Regions from separate parts of the Homo sapiens genome. Here regions 2 and 3 are each linked to region 1. A link is a contact called in ENCODE Hi-C or POLR2A ChIA-PET data. All regions are on one chromosome and are shown on one strand. Each heading gives the region's core, a stretch centred on a gene start or an enhancer-like site at or near the end of the contact. The rest is flanking DNA. Distances are from core to core; before and after follow the strand shown. Region 1 holds the start of ZAR1 (zygote arrest 1). Region 2 holds the start of CNGA1 (cyclic nucleotide gated channel subunit alpha 1). Region 3 overlaps NIPAL1 (NIPA like domain containing 1).

Region 1 (3,353 bases), core at 548-3,047:
CCTCGCACAATCAGCCTACCGCCACCAACCCCGCCCCTCAAAAGGAATACCAGCCTGTGGTGGCCGTGGAAGAGACCGCGAGGGACTCCCTCGGGCTTCTTACCACCTCTTGTGCCTTTCCACTTCTGCTAGGTCACAACTGCCCTCTGCGTGCCCCAGCCCTTTAAAGTTTCAGCCTGCTGCCCTCGGGCAGCAACACTGAGCAGTCCAAATGCTTTCGCAGTATTGGATTTCTGAGTTGGGGGTGCTTCTTAAAAGCAAAGCAAATTCCTAGGAAGGGGCATTTTAGGAGCTCCAGCTTTCCAATAGCCTGGAAGCTCGTAAAGGAGAAATCAGAATTGCTGACCAGAATCCCAGCAGTTGAAGGGTTTTTGCCACATCCAGTGCGGAAATGGGAGAGAGGGATCCTTGGGAATCGACTCTCCAGCCGGCAAGTGCTCCGAAGTTCAGTTGTGCCTACTGATAGGTAATCCAACCGTGCGGTCAGGGCTGGCCTATGCGCCCACTGCGCGAGGTTTACAGTGCAAATATGTGGGTTATAAGAACGTCCCAAGGGCGTCGCCCTGGCCAGCCCGTGGAGCAGCCGCCACGAGTAAGTCTGGATGTCGGGGACATGAGACTGTGCTGTCAAGGAAGACACCTATCGCGGTCATTGGCTGTCTCGGAAATACGGAAGTAGCCCACGCTTAGGGAAGCGCCGCACCTCCGAGTGCCCGAAGCAGTCACAGGGCCAGGCCCAAGGAAGACACCCGCACCCCCGGGCTCCCCTGTGCCCTGACCGCCCTAGGCTTTACCTGGAAGCGCAGCCGCTCCTTGCCCAGCTCCGGGCTCCGTGGCGACGGCCCCTCTCCCGCGACGGCCGCCTCCCGTCCGTCGCCGCCGTCTCGGGCCCTCCCCGCCGACGGAGGTTGCCCCGGGCTCCTTAGCGCCGACCGCGGAGCCGCCTCGCCCTCCTGGGCCTCTCGCGGCGGCAGCTCGGGACCGTCGGCCGGCTGCTCCCAGCTCGCTCGGACTGCGGCCTGGGCCTCGCCGTCGTCGTCGGACTGCGGCCGCCGGGGCGCCTTCTTCGTCCACACCTCCCCCTCCTCTGGGCCTTGAAGCCGCGCGGGCGGCGGCCCCCTCTCTCCGTCCGACGCCCCGGACCTCTGCTCGCCCGCCGCGGGCCCGGGCCCCTCCAGGAAGGCGGTGAGACGGCGCAAGGCCAGGGGCGAGTACACGGCGACGGTGCGCGGGAAGCGCATGGGCCGCGGGGCGCCGTTCTGGGGGCTGCCCTGCTCCAGGCCTCGACGGGATGGCTGCTGGGAGAAAGAGCCGCCACCCGTGGTGCCCTCGGCCCCGGGGCCGGCCGGGGACTCGGGGTCGCGGGCCCGGCGCTGCAGCGTGCGCCTCCCCAGCGAGCACTGTACCGCGGCGTCGATGCGCGGGCTCACCTGCACCGCCACGTCGCAGCTGCCGGCCCTGCGGGCGCGCGGCCCGAGACCCGGCCCCACCTGCGCCAGGAGAGCCATGAGCCGCTCCCGCTGGTAGCTGTCGAAGTACTCGGCGGCCGTCAGCCGCCCGCAGCCCGGGAAGGACAACGAGGCCGCGCCCGCCGAGCAGGGGGAGGAGGCGGGAAGGCAGCCCCTGCCGCGCTGCTGCCAGCTGCCGCCCGCCGCGCCCTTGCCCTTGGTGGCCGCGGGGTATGGGTACCGGTACGAGCAGGGGGGGCACGCCGGGAACACGTAACCGTCCAGCACCTCGTCCCCCAGGGCCGCCATGGGCGCACTGCTCCCGCCCGCCGCCGCACCCTAAATAGGCGACTTGCCCGGGCGGCCGAGCGGAGGCGGGGATGGCCCTCGGCGGGGGCTCGCACGCTGCACCGCCCTCCACGCCCTTCCTGCCACCGGCCCGCGTCCCCGCCGAGGGGGCCCCTCTTCGTCCTTCTCCCTACAGAAACTCTCCACGCCCGGATGTTGGCACAATGACCCTTAGATGATCTGGAAAGAGGGCTTTCTTTGTGATGAAAGGGCTGATCCGTAAGGGAACCAAGGCGCCCGAGGTGAGGAGGATTTCAATGAGAGAAACTCATCACCGGCATCAGCTGAGCCGGCTTCTCCCGGTGCCCTGATTGTTCCAGGTGCCTGCGCATCCCCCCCACCCCCGCTCCCTCACCGGGAAGCCGAGGCCAGGCCGGGTGCCTCTGGCTAAGTGAGCGAAAGTGCCAAGGTTTGGGAACTGTTCTGGGTCTATTACCCGTTAACTCAGATGATAAGTTTATTCTCAGAGCTGCTCTAAGAGGCTACCCACTGAGCCCCCTCGGCGAGTGCATGGAGAACCACCCAGGGATCTTCATCTAGGCGAATTGTTTTCTCCCCTGGAGCGTGTCCCTTCCCCCAGTCCCAGTGGTGACCGGGAGGTACCGTTTTGTTCTGCTCCAGAGCGGTTCTGAAAAATTTCCCAACCAAATCATTCCTACAAAAGATAAATTGATTTGGGGTGTGTTTACATAAATGCAGAAGACCAGTCGAAAAGAACATGGCTTGTCCACTAGAAAAATGTTGATTATTCATTAATAAGTAGATACCAGATCAAGTAATCAAATACATTAATGTAACTTTTCTCTGATACTGGTTTGACAAATACTATATTTCCTTATTTAACTGACCTGTTTTGGAATTCTTCTGAATACAGGTCAAAATTCAACATTGTGAGGAATTTTAAGTAGAGCAAGCACACTTTTTTTTTTACAACAATTACATTAAACTCAATTATGCTTTACAAAGATAGCTTGTTTTTCCTCATAGTGCGCCAAAATTCTACATTTCCAAGACCCTGTTTTCTAATAGATTCTGTATTTGCAACAGTCATAGAAATTGGTGATGGTAAAAACTAAAAACCACATTTAATTCAGGCTTCACGTTAGCCATTCCAGGTGCAAATTATATTACAGCATTGATTTGTAATTTGTGACAACGTTTGGTTAATACACCAGTGAACCTTAAAAAGATCAGAATTGTTACATGTATGATGTGAACCAGTGTTATCTTTTATGTTAACCATGTGCACTACCACAGGCTATAAATATGAAGCAATATTTCAGCAAGATAGAAGCTCCTGTGTATCTCCACATTTAGAGAGAAGTCTGAGCGGTTTCCATCATTATTATATTTTCTGCTTTCACTGTGCCATAGGAAGTGTCTGCCATTTCCTCTTCTTTTAGTTTTTTATAAGAAATATCTGTATCTTCATCTTCATCTAGAGGATCTCGCTTGTGCAACATTTCACTTCCATACATTTTATAGATTAAAACAAAAATCCCCGCTTCTGCAGACTGGAAAAGTGCATACAGCAAAGGAAACATGTACATGCTTCCT
Region 2 (3,353 bases), core at 404-2,903, 470 kb after region 1:
CCAGAAGCTCAAACAAGTGGGTGTAATTCATATACCTTCCTTACTTACAGATCCTTGGGTAAACAAGTGTGGGTGTGTTAGTAACTGTCAGATTTGCTGGGTTAGAAATTATTTAGAAAAAGGGCACACAACCTGACTCTCTAGGAAATAATTCTAGATTCAGCTGCCTTAAAATTTTTGTTTTTTAATAGTTTGTGAGTTGTTCAGGCGTTATTGCTCTTTTTCAGAAAAAAAGACTAGAAAATAATTCTAGATCCAGCGGCCTTAAAAAATTTTTTTTAATAGCTTGTGAATTGTTCAGGCATTTTTCTCCTTTTTTTGGTGTCCCTTCTCTTCCTTGCTAGCATGGTTTGGACGAGCTCACTTGTTAAAAAGGAATAAGCTGGAAGAGTCAAGAGGAGAGGAAACTAGGGAAGTTGCGAGCACCTTTGCAAAGGTGTATATGTATATACATATATATATATATATATGTGTAAGGGAACTATATATATATGTGTATATATATAGTAGTTCTTACCATGCCTTTCACTGCCTCCCTTCCCCTTTACTGCATTATCAGGTAAATTAAAAAGCTGCTTTCCCCTTGGTACGGCGAAAACCATCATTTCAATGTATCTACATCCTTCCAGTCGCTCCCCCTACCCCCTTCCCTACTTTTATCGGGGCCTTCTGTATGGAGACTGCAGAAAACCCGCCAGTGTTGCGAACACTTGGCGAAGGGCAAGGAGCCTCGCCCAGAGATTTCACGGGGCTCAGGTGAGAAGCAGTAAGAAGAGCCTGCAAACGAGTGCTCCCGGTTCCAGGTTTCCTCTCCAGTACGGCTCTCGCCTTAAGCAGCCAGAGTGACTGCACAGCGAGTCAGACAGGCTCATGGGTTTGGAGACCTTTTCATTTCCAAGGAAGAGGAGAGACGTGGGCGGCCCAGACTTGCCCAACGCCCACCCCCGCGGCCCCGGGCGCCCAACCTCTCGCGGTGCTCGATCCCCGGGAGCCAGCGCAGGGCGCAGCGCAGAACTCCCACGGGCCCCCCAGGCAGACACGCCCTCTGCCCACCGGGTGACGTCGGCCGCAGACTCTGGAAGGGAGCCTGAGTCAGAGGAAACGTCCTTCTCAGAGGGACTCGGGATTCTTCCCATAGCATCCTGAGTTTCCCCGTCCCACACGCAGCACGCGGTAATTTACACTGGTCGGCCTCGCGAATCGAGTGGGAGTCCCACCTGCCTTATTCCACTCAGGTTTTCCAGCACAGCCCGAATCGCCTAGGCACCCATAAATAAGTGTTGAACGCCTGGCTGGACGGCCGACTGACTGAATGAATGAATGAGTGAACGACTACGTTTAGAGTCGGTACAGCCCCCCTTTCCAGTCTCCGCAAGTGTCCGGGGACCGCCCACCCGGTCTCTTCGCCACCCAGCTGCCAGGTCCCTCGGCTCAGGGCAGACACAAACCTTCTCGGCAGGGCTCTCCGGGCGGCAGCCTCACCTGTGCCCCCATGGCCCCGGGAGCGGGCTTCCGGAACGCGGGCGCTTGCTCCTCACCTGGGCCTCTCCACACGCACCCGCGGCGGGCGGGGCTGCGGGGTCTGGGAATGGGGCGCCCTGACCCCGCCCCCGGGGCAGCCTCCGCCAATGGGCATGGCCAGGCGGGGCCTCAGCGCCAGCCGAGCCCTGCTGCCCGGGGCTTGTTGCGAATTCTCAGGGCCCCCGCAGGCCTGGGAGCGGCCTGTGATAACTGGTGTATCTGGCAGGAGTAGCAGCTGCCCCTTGGCGCGACTGCTGGAGCCGCGAACTAGAGAAACACAGACACGCCTCATAGAGCAACAGCGTCTCTCGGAGCGTGGAGCCCGCCAAGGTAACTCCGGGAATTGAGTGGAGTGGAGGCTGCACTGAGGCCCCCTTCTGGCTCCTCTCTGGTCGAAAAGGCTCCCCCGCTAGAGAGAGCCCTGCTGCTTTTGGAAGCCTTCAGGTGTTAGTTGCTTTGCACCGAAGCTGCTGACTGCTGGGGTTCTGCGCCGATTGCCAGGCTCAAGTTTATTTTGGGGGCTGCTGAGCAGACTTTGCCCTTCTGTGCTGTTATCAGCTTCTGTCGCTGTCCGTCCACGCCCGCTATATCCATCCACTCTCCGTTCTGTCTCCAGCAGGCAACTCCCCCTACCCTGCCCCATTTTCTGGGTCATAGGGGTATTTGAAATAAACCTTTAAGGGAAAAGCAATGCCAAAACTGGAAAGACTTATTTCCACGAATTATTAATAACTAATGTTTATGATATCCTTGTTATACCATACATATGCAGGCACATTATGTATTAATTAAATCTCACAGCAGTCTATTAACGCTCAGTTTACAGATGAGGGATTAGAGGCAAAGAGTGAGGTTAAGTAACCAAACCAAGGTTGGAAGACCTGATAGCAGGTATTTACAAAACAAGGAGTGGGCAGGGCTGGCGGGTGGCTCACCCCTGTAATCACAGCACTTTGGGAGGTTGAGGCGAGTGGCTCTCTTGAGTCCACAAGTTCGAGACTAGCCTGGGCATCATGGTGAAACCCTGTCTCTACAAAAATTAGCCAGATGTGGTGGTGTACTCCTGTAGTCTCAGCTACTCAGGAGGCTGAGGTGGGAGGACGGATGACTTGAGCCCAGGAGGTGGAGGCTACAGTGAGACATGATCGAACCACTGCACTCTAGTCCAGGCAACAGAGTGAGACCCTGTCTCAAGAAAAAAAAAGGTGAGGGGTGGGGTAGTGAACAATTCGGGCTCAAACCCTCACCAGGGAGAACTGGGGTGCCTTTGTGCTCTGGCATTTTAACACTGAGGAAAATATTCTCATGTACTCAGGTAGCCTTTGTTCTAAGTAGGCATGAACAGTGCTATTAATTTTATTACCTAAGAGTTTCATAGCAGAGGCCTCAATCTTGTTTTTCTTGTTCTTAGGCGGATGAGAGAAGAGCTAAGAACAAATTAGTCAACATACCAGTCCAAGGCACCCACTTTTATAATACATATGGATGACTTTGCAGAGAAGGAACACCACGGAGAGTGGAATAGGTGAAAGTTGAAAGCGAGGGAGATTTATGCCAATTTTCCATAACAAGCCTTAAAACTTAGACTTCTTTTTGTTTGCTTGTTTGTTTGTTTGGCTTGGTTTGGTTTTTTTTGAGACGGAGTCTCGCTCTGTCGCCCAGGCTGGAGTGCAGTGGCGCGATCTCGGCTCACTGCAAGCTCCGCCTCCTGGGTTCACGCCATTCTCCTGCCTCAGCCTCCCGAGTAGCTGGGACTACAGGCGCCCCCCACCACGCCCGGCTAATTTTTTGTATTTTTTTTTTTAGTAGAGATGGGGTTTCACCGTGTTAAC
Region 3 (3,353 bases), core at 309-2,808, 450 kb after region 1:
GGCTGGTCTCAAACTCCTGGGGACTAGAAATCCTCCCACCTGAGCCCCCCAAAGTGTTGGAATTACAGGTGTGAGCCATTGCCCAGACAGAAGATACTTTTACTACAAACTTGTGTTCATAGCTTATATATCTGATATACAAGTAAAGTGAAACAGCAATCAACAGAGTAAACACATTTTTGACCTGAGGTATCAACCCATGGACCTTCCATGGATTATCGATTTTCAAAAACGTAGAATGCATTAGAATTGCACTCAACACTAAACTATGCTGAAAAGACTATAATGTATAATGGAACATTAGGGCCTTGCAGCCATCTCAGGTAGGTTGTCATTGTGAACATCAGTCATTGTTTAATAGAACTGTGGAAATGCTGAAGTTAGTTTAATCGAATTCTGAATAATAAAGTTTACCATTATTACCTCAGGTAGTCTTGAAGTAGCTTAGAAACAAAAACCAAACCTAATAACATTTAAGGTTAGAGCAGAAAAACATTCAGTCTACCTGAATTTTTTTTTTTTTAATGACAACTTTTTGGTTAGGATTTTTGTTTTGAGAAAAATAAGATTGTTATAAAAATAAGATAGCCAATTTATTTTCCATAAAATCAATAAGTGACAGTAAATCTGTCCATCACATTAAAGACCACCAAAAATGTTATTCCTGCCATGCATTTGAAATGAGAGGGGAAAATTTTATAAACATTTTAATGTGCGAAAAAGGTATTTTCCTGCAGTAGCCCCTGAGATCTTAGTATTTTGTTTGCCAGGAAGTTAACTTTCTATCCTATTAGAATATATCTATTTTTAAAGGTTAGTAACTAATTATAATTTCCTTAATAAGGGTGAAAGTGCAAAATTTCAAGAGAGCCATTATGATAATTTGTTCAGATTTTTCACAAAGATTTTTCTAGTTGCTTCCAAACAGTCTGTGGAAAACTCACTCTTTAGGGATAAAACATTTGAGAGCAATCGAAATGTAGGATATAATCCTGAAATAATGTAGCAATCTTTTACAAAAATCTCTATATCAACAAGAAAAATAACCTTTAGGATAATAGTAAAAGAAAAGGAAAAAAAATGAACATAAGTGACTCCAAAGCTGAATTCACCTGGACTTCTTCAGAAACTCCATTTTGTCCTATGTCTTCCAGACCTGAGTTAATTAATGGAACCTGTGAAAACAATCACGTGTCTGTGTTTTTGTGAGAAGAAAACTTTTTCCTTTATCTGAAGTATTTTTCTCTTCCTCCGTTCTCCCTCTTTAACTGGTAGTAAATTCCTATGATAATGTCAATAAGTTACAATTCATAAACTCTTCATGGGTGGGTATGTCTTGTGTATTCTAGCCCACTAACAAATAAAGCAGGCTTTTTTTTAAATTTCTTTTTTCTTAAAATAACTAATTAGCTATCTAGTTTAAGAAGGAGGTGCAGAAGGAAGAACAAAGCACCCGTGGTTTCACTTCTGTTTTAAAAAAAGTTTTTTAAAGCAAAAGCCCCTGGCCCTTTCTCTTCTTCTTTTTTGAGACAGGGCCTTGCTTTGTCACCCAGGCTGGAGCACAATGGCGCAATCTGGGCTCACGGCAGCCCCAACCTCGCAGACTCAAGCAATCCTCCCACCTCAGGCTCCCGGGTGGCTGGAACTACAGGCATGTGCCACCACGCCTGGCTAATTTTTGTATTTTTTGTAGAGACAGGGTCTCGCCTTGTGGCCCAAGGTGGTCTCGAACTCCTGAGCTCAAGTGATCTGTCCGCCTTGGCCTCCCAAACTGCTAGGATTACAGGTGTGAACCACCATGCCTGGCCTCTCTTCTCAGTTTTAATATGAGAAATTACATGATTATACCTTTCTGAAATCTTGTTGAGTTTGAAATTATGACTCAACGGAGAATATGACTGATACTGTGTCTATCAGAACACTGCTAACTGTATATTGGTGAATGACTGTAAGTCTAAAAATAGCTACCAAAGAAATGAAGAGCCACCTGGCAGAGACAAAGATACTGTGACCAGAAGAAGGAGATTATTCTGAGACACACATAGCTCTTTGACTTCTTTGATCCTTAGAGAGTATTTCAAAGTTTGTAGAGATTCTGGAGGATAATCAATTTGATTTTCAAATTCAATGGCCAAAAAAATGGCATTTTTACTTGGCCTCACATCTAAATTAGTTAGAACTGCAAAAATGCTAACTTTCCTAGCAGTTCTTCCAAGAAGCAAGCATTCATTTTCCTCTTCGTGTGTCTCATATTGGTTAAAACTCAGTGTTTCTAGAGACTTCAGTCATCAGTTCTACTAAACAAGGTAACGTCATCATTGTATCCTGGGGCTGAACACTCCAAGTTCTCTAGTAAAACATAATTGTTTTCATTGACATTCAGAGAGACGGCTTCTTTCTTAGCAGTGGATGTAAGCTCACTCCAAGTAATGTCAGTATTTTTAAAAGCATGTAGAAGGAAGATGCCAATGATAATAGTGAAGAATCCACTCAGGGTCCCAATGATATCTCCAGCTGTCATGCCATACCACTCTTGGAATAAGATGGCAGAGCAAGTCACTACCATGGATGTGAAGAATACATAATAAATGGGTGTCACAAGAGAGGTATTAAAGGTGTCCAGTGCCTTGTTGAGATAGTTAATCTGTGTAGTTACTGAAAGCACAAGTACAGCCAGCAAAACAAAGACCAGCGGATGTTTGTAAACTGGCTTCCATTCTATCAGCTCCTTAATGGCAATTCCCAGGCCTTTCACAGAAGAAACTGAAAACGCTCCAATCAAGGAACAGATTGAAATATAAACCAATATATTGGTCTGTCCTTTCTTGGGAGCCACAATCAAAATCAGCACCAAGGAGATCACAGTTATGATCACAGCAAAGGAAATAAACCCTGTTAGAAGGAGAAAAGAATTTGACTTTAGAAAATGCTCACAGGATTATACCTTTCTGAAATCTTGTTAGTCATGAGTTTAAGAGCATAGGTATTTTAGAAATAGAAGTGAGATCAAATTAAAAACAACATTCTATTGCATAGTTCTCAATATTTTACAAAGGATTTTCACAAACATATCATTTAAATCTCACCAATACCACTATGAGCTAGGGCGAATATTATCAGATTAACTTTTTATTTTCAGAGGAAGAGAGTGGCAAAGATTTGATTTTGAATATATGTCTTTTGCCTCTACCATCCCCACCTCTCCCTTTCATTGTGTAACAGGGGAAGCATGAACACAAAAATAAGTTCTGCCATCTTTTCAGGAGAAATAATAATCAAACCTCACTGTGTCTCACAACCCACAATGCGGCCCACAATGTAGAAAGCTTATTACAATATTATTACAGATACTA

The links. A loop is a pair of places that touch in the nucleus more often than their neighbours do. ChIA-PET counts read pairs that join two places held with the same protein, here RNA polymerase II (POLR2A). Pooled maps may share reads with other maps.
Region 2: a loop to region 1 is called in a map with no recorded cell type, with 3 times the contacts of the local background. The contact joins the promoter of CNGA1 here to the promoter of ZAR1 in region 1. A Hi-C loop is called at or near these places in 1 of 37 single-sample maps with no recorded cell type and 2 of 50 pooled maps. POLR2A ChIA-PET finds 5 or more read pairs at or near these places in 1 of 52 experiments (H1).
Region 3: a pooled map shows a loop between it and region 1 (2.2-fold over the local background). The contact joins the enhancer-like site here to the promoter of ZAR1 in region 1. A Hi-C loop is called at or near these places in 6 of 37 single-sample maps with no recorded cell type and 9 of 50 pooled maps. POLR2A ChIA-PET finds 5 or more read pairs at or near these places in 2 of 52 experiments (H1 and activated CD4-positive, alpha-beta T cell).

What each region holds. Positions count from the first base shown.
Region 1 is chr4:48,488,696-48,492,048 of GRCh38, reverse strand. It overlaps ZAR1 (zygote arrest 1), which reads right to left and starts at 1,797. Exons shown (of 4, transcript NM_175619.3): 1 at 795-1,797. The coding sequence starts at 1,757. SLC10A4 (solute carrier family 10 member 4) reads right to left here. Exons shown (of 3, transcript NM_152679.4): 3 at 2,523-3,353. The coding sequence ends at 3,110. RefSeq lists silencers at 1,521-1,600, 1,651-1,900 and an enhancer at 2,126-2,663.
Region 2 is chr4:48,014,981-48,018,333 of GRCh38, reverse strand. CNGA1 (cyclic nucleotide gated channel subunit alpha 1) reads left to right here and starts at 1,653. Exons shown (of 11, transcript NM_001379270.1): 1 at 1,653-1,851. NIPAL1 (NIPA like domain containing 1) reads right to left here and starts at 1,562. Exons shown (of 6, transcript NM_207330.3): 1 at 1,449-1,562. The coding sequence starts at 1,494. RefSeq lists silencers at 927-1,086, 1,377-1,706 and an enhancer at 1,471-1,972.
Region 3 is chr4:48,035,101-48,038,453 of GRCh38, reverse strand. NIPAL1 (NIPA like domain containing 1) reads right to left here. Exons shown (of 6, transcript NM_207330.3): 6 at 1-2,892. The coding sequence ends at 2,282. Among named protein-coding and RNA genes, the nearest start is that of NIPAL1, 20 kb to the right of the region's middle. RefSeq lists enhancers at 1,442-1,501, 1,522-1,781. Within about 2 kb of position 1,558, at least 5 of the 41 ENCODE cell types and tissues checked have a DNase peak (open chromatin) inside an H3K27ac peak, as active enhancers do.